Linked DNA regions of Homo sapiens: region 2 is linked to region 1. A link is a loop called in an ENCODE intact Hi-C map of the cell type or tissue named here. Cell type or tissue: endothelial cell of umbilical vein. All regions are shown on one strand. Links, peaks and the distances in the headings refer to the core of each region. The heading gives the core; the rest is flanking DNA.

Region 1 (2,803 bases), core at 285-2,784:
AAAGAACTTCAGTGAAATAGCTTCAACTGAGACATTGGCAAGCTGAGTCCAAGTTGGGTTTCTGTGTTGCCTGGGACAAGCAGGTGGGCTACCGTGGGAGCTCCTAGACATCTCTTGGCCCTTCTTGTAGCTTCTTGCTTTCAGAGGCTGCTTTGACATGCTAGAAAATCTTCTGGCCCAGAAATAATCCTTAGAACATTGAGAGAAACGAGATAGAGGATAATGTGCTCTCTGTTCTGTTTATTTTTCTCTTTCCCATTGCATTATTCCTTTTCTCTCTTGCAGAACTTTGAGGTGAAGGCAGATGACCTGGAGCCTATAATGGAACTGGGACGAGGTGCGTACGGGGTGGTGGAGAAGATGCGGCACGTGCCCAGCGGGCAGATCATGGCAGTGAAGGTAGAGTTGACATTCTCCCAAATGTTTTATATCTGCTGTGTATACATTTGTCCACCTCAATTGTCAACCAGCCCTTTTAATAGAAGCAAAACCATCTTCCGTAGGGTAAAACAGAAAAGATTATTTGCAGGGAACAGTATTTTCCTCCAAAGGTATGGAAAAGTCTTCCTTGGTGTGAGTTGTATCTACTTTTTATTTGTTTTTTTAACTCTTAACTCTCCCTCCACCCATTCTTCTACCATTTTTAATTTTTACAAAACTACCATGTCATCATCACACTTAAAAATAATTAATGGCCCAGGTGTGGTGGCTCACGCCTGTAATCCTAGCAGTTTGGGAGGCCAAGGCGGGTGGATCACGAGGTCAGGAGTTCGAGACCAGCCTGGCCAACATAGTGAAACCTCGTCTCTACTAAAAATACAAAAAATTAGCCAGGCATGGTGGCACACACCTGTAGTCGCAGCTACTTGGGAGGTTGAGGCAGGAGAATCACTTGAACCCGGGAGGTGGAGGTTGTGGTGAGCCGAGATCGTGCCACTGCACTCCGGCCTGGACAACAGAGTGAGACTCCATCTCAAATAATATTAATAATAATAATAATAATAATGATACTTCCTTCATCTAATCCGGAGTCCAAATGAAAATTTCCTTGATCATCTCAAAGTGTGTGTGTTTGTTTTGTCCTGTTGGATTTTCAAATCAGCATCCCAATGAAAGTTTACGTATTGCATTTGGCTGTTATGACTCATAGATCTCTTTTATTCTATATTTTGTTGCTTTTAAAGAATTGCCTCTGAAAATCAAGAAACCAGAATTGGGAGAGAAAATTGTCTCCATTTGTGGAAAAAGGAGGGTAAAATATATCTAGAGTAAATTTGCATAGTTTTTGAGCTATGAAAGGAAATTTAAAATCATTTCATATTATTGAGTAGGTGTTTGGAGGATCATAAAGAATTAACATCTCTAGCTGAGTTAATAGATTGGGGCTATTGTTAGGAATAATCAGGTGACTTGGATCCTTTTGCTTTTAAAGAATGGGAATACTTTTATCTTGTAGATTTTTCAGTCTGTTCTTCTGCTGACTTGCTAAGTAGGCAAAAAGTGTGAAGTCCCAGTGATATTGTATCTCTCCTATCATTTAATGACATAATCATGTTTCTGTAAGGCTACATTTCCTAGTGTGACAGATTGTTCTTCCCTCAGAAGCACTGGGATAGGAATGAACAGTTTCTCTATTTCTCTAATTGCTTCTATTTTGTATAGCTGTACCAATTCTCTTACAGTTGCTGTTCCCTCCAAATACTCTTACATGTTCCCAAAGAAGAGCTTTTGGCTTTTTATTTTCTTGGGACCCCAGATAAGCAGCAAAGTCCTTAATATTGTGCCCTCTTTGCACTGAACAGACATAATACAGTAAACCAGATTGTTTTCATACCTTGGAAATACATTCCAAAACATTTTGTCACTCTCCAAAACACACTATCAATTTGTTTCTTACCAGGACTATTCAGGAAATCAAATGAGTAACAGCCTTCCTTATTTTCATGTGTTACAAATAGCTAATCACTTTGGGTGGCTATTCACAATGTCATCGCCAGAACTTGTGTCATGAACTATTTTCACGATGGGACTCCTTCAGGTCCCTGCCTGCCTCATCCTCAGAGTAGTAACCATAAATTTTCCATGCATTTCCATTCAGCGGATCCGAGCCACAGTAAATAGCCAGGAACAGAAACGGCTACTGATGGATTTGGATATTTCCATGAGGACGGTGGACTGTCCATTCACTGTCACCTTTTATGGCGCACTGTTTCGGGAGGTAGGTGACCCTTCAATTCAAAGTCCAAGAGGAACAATAACTTAAAAAGAAGTTTCTTTGATCACGTAAATGCCTTCACAATCATGGAGCTCTTTCTTGTTTGACACATCTTGTATACGGGGGTTTACGTGTGTGCAATGATGACATGCCCTGGAGCAAGGTTGGATTGAAATTATGGTATTTTCAAATGTGGTTAGCCTTTTTAAGATGTGGAGTTTCTCGTCTCCTTTCTTTTTTGTTTTGTTTATCTTGGCAGAACTTTCTATATCGCCTATAGACTGATTTGCTTAGATCTCTTATAATTTGAAATATTCTGGTCTTTTGACTGCTTTAGGAGCTTCATCTAGCCTACTTGTGTACTATATAGACTTACTTTGATCTCTTTTCTCTACCTCTGTTTTCCACTTTAGCGTTATATGGATTATGAGGCTTCACCTCATTAAAACCAGCTTTTTGACTGACTGTTGCTGGTATTTAGTGTGAGAGATACGACATGGAGGAGGCATCTAGACCTAACTCCTAGACAGTGGTATCAGTAAAGGCCTGGATATCTGGGGTTGTATTGCTTATGTCTGTTAGTAATTA
Region 2 (2,803 bases), core at 137-2,636, 68 kb before region 1:
TCTTTTTTTTTTTTTTTTTTTTTTTGAGACGGAGTCTCGCTGTCGCCCAGGCTAGAGTGCAGTGGCGCGATCTCGGCTCACTGCAGGCTCCGCCCCCTGGGGTTCACGCCATTCTCCTGCCTCAGCCTCCTGAGTAGCTGGGACTACAGGCGCCCGCCACCTCGCCCGGCTAATTTTTTGTATTTTTAGTAGAGACGGGGTTTCACCATGTTAGCCAGGATGGTCTCGATCTCCTGACCTCGTGATCCGCCCGCCTCGGCTTCCCAAAGTGCTGGGATTACAGGCGTGAGCCACCGCGCCCGGCCTCTTTCTCTCTTTCTCTCTTTCTTTCTTTATCTTTCTTTCAAGATGGAGTCTCACTCTGTCACCCAGGCTGGAGTGCAGTGGCGCGATCTTGGCTCACTGCAACCTCCGCCTCCCAGGTTCAAGTGATTCTCCTGCATCAGCCTTCCAAGTAGCTGGGACTACAGGTGTGCACTACCACACCTGGCTAATTTTTTTTTTTTTTTTTTTTTTAATAATTTTAGTACAGACGGTGTTTCACCATGTTGGCCAGGCTGGTCTTGAACTCCTGACCTCAGGTGATCCACCTGCCTCGGCCTGCCAAAGTGCTGGGATTGCAGGCCTAAGCCACCACACCTGGCCTTTCTATTCTTATTTTAAAGATACAGCATTTTACAAGCAGTAGGCACTGCATGAATTCATGTAGTTTGATTTAAAAATGAATCACAATAAAGTACTCGGCTTGACTCTGAGTCTGAGGCAGTAGCATCCGAAAAGGTTGGTCTCCAAGTTGCCTGGCCAGGAGGTAACCAGATGGTGCACCTGCACCCTCCCCTTGGACCAGCAAAAATTGCTCCTGTTTCCACAAGTGCTTTTTTCCTTGATACAGAGACCCTTGGGTTTGGGATGAAGCCTTAGAGGTCATGCCCTGTCCCAGCCTTCATCCATGCTTTGCCTCTCTGAAACAATCTGGAAGTAGGACGTGGGAGGTCAAACTTATGATTCACATTTGGGGCAACGGAATGTCTTTTCCTTGAGACATTTTTAAGACTTGTACTTCATGATAAAGTTGAGCTAGGAAGTGGGGCCAATTTTTTTTTTTTTTTAGTTTATTCATTAAACACATCTCATGAGTATACTTTTTGCCAGTTACTAAAAATATAAATAAGACCCTGCCCTCAGAGTAGTTACAGTCTAGACAGTAGAGTTTTGTAAACAGAAATATGTAATAAAATATAAGAAGAGCACTATGATAGAAAGTATTTATGACACATGCAGACACACAAAAAGGAGGGTTCTGCTTCACCTTTGAGTGAAATGGGATGGGTGGAGGTGAATCCTGAAAATGTTTATGGAAGAGATTTTATGTGAGCTGGATCCAGAGCATTGAGTAGGTTTGCATGAGTCAGACAGGGAAAGGAAACATACTCTAGACAGAGAAAACAGCGTGAATAAGGGCACAGAACCTCAGCGCATCCTGGAGGTCTGAGATTTGCAAGAATTTGTCATGGCTGAAGCGAAGGCAAACAATTAGAGTTAACAATAGCGAATGGTCAGGGGCTATCAGTGGTGTGCTCAAGCTGGCTTGTGTCTGGCTTATGGGAACTGGGTATTAAATAGCCAGTCATTTTGCAAGCCGGTTGCAAGCCGGTGGTAGCTGGAGATCAACAGTGGTGGAAATATTTGCACCGTGGAAATCAGCAAATGCTACACATTAGGGCCTTCTCTCCCCACCCCACAAACCAAAGAGCTGCTTTCGCAGCAGATCACTGATTGTGACCCCTTGATGCGACTCTAAAAATTATTTTAGGACTCTTCAGTGCAGGCGATGAGAAGTGAATGTGGAAAGGTTGGCAGGGAAGAAACATGGTCAGGTTTGTAATCTAGAAAGACAGCTCTCTGTTTTTGGTCTTGCCCTTCAGGAAAGAGACCCAAGAGGGGAGATTTGCATACAGGAAGTTTACTGGGGAGTGTTCTTGGGACCAGCATTTGAGGGGACGCTAACAAAGCAGGTTTGGGCAAAGGAGGAGTTGAATGAGGAACCAGCTGTAACAGATTCACCTGGTCCCACAGGGAAGCTTTGGAGGTGGAGTGGCCCTATCCAGAGAGGCAGAGAGGTCAGGCCTTTATACCCCTGTGCTGAGCATGACTGGATACAGGCTGCCCCTGCAGAGGGGCACATAACCATAGTGAAGTGGTTCTCTTTCCCTGAGGGCAGTTCCTGGAGAAGGCTCAGCAACTAGAGGAGAGAGTGCCTCAGGCTGAAGGTGATTCTGGTGGTGCACTCCAGCATGCACTGCACACCGCTGGCAGTCTGGAGAATGTATGAGATCCCTGGAGGTGGGTGGCAAGGAGGCTGTTGGGAGTGTACTGTAATAGTCCATGTTGAAGATGATGAAGGCCTGAGCTAAAGTAGCAGCGGTGGGGATGGAGGCAGTAGGAATGCGGCAACAAGAGTGTAGGTAGAGTCTATGGACAAGTTCCCCTAACGCAGTGCTTCTCAACGGAGGGTGGGAGGTTACCCCTAGGGTACATTTACAACATCTGGAAGCAGTTTAGGTTTTCATAACTGGGGTAGGGGGAGGGTGTTACTGGCATCTAGTGTGTACAGGCCGGGGATGCTGCTGAGTATTTGATACTGCCCAGGACCATCCCCACAATAAGAATGGGCAAGCTCAAAATGTCAGTAGTACTGAATTTGACACATTCTGCCCTAATGATATTAGGAGTAAGGGAAAGGAAGTATAAGATGCCTACCTTCTCTGTTCCTGCCTTGGATGTCTGAGTATTGAATCCACAA

What was found. A loop is a pair of places that touch in the nucleus more often than their neighbours do. Peaks named below come from ENCODE experiments on the same cell type or tissue, not always from the same donor. Only the 100,000 strongest peaks of a DNase experiment are listed, where the experiment ranks them.
Region 2: it touches region 1 in a loop (2.3-fold over the local background); 4 of 110 quality-filtered maps call a loop at or near these places.

What each region holds. Positions count from the first base shown.
Region 1 is chr17:69,517,215-69,520,017 of GRCh38, forward strand. It overlaps MAP2K6 (mitogen-activated protein kinase kinase 6), which reads left to right. Exons shown (of 12, transcript NM_002758.4): 4 at 286-399; 5 at 2,099-2,218. Among named protein-coding and RNA genes, the nearest start is that of MAP2K6-AS1, 33 kb to the left of the region's middle. In endothelial cell of umbilical vein, for the core only: no CTCF peak of the experiment used is centred there; a DNase peak (open chromatin) is centred at 1,807; H3K27ac peaks cover 1,123 bases.
Region 2 is chr17:69,449,608-69,452,410 of GRCh38, forward strand. The region is part of intron 1 of MAP2K6 (mitogen-activated protein kinase kinase 6); the gene reads left to right. Among named protein-coding and RNA genes, the nearest start is that of MAP2K6-AS1, 35 kb to the right of the region's middle. In endothelial cell of umbilical vein, for the core only: no CTCF peak of the experiment used is centred there; a DNase peak (open chromatin) is centred at 1,464; H3K27ac peaks cover 1,597 bases.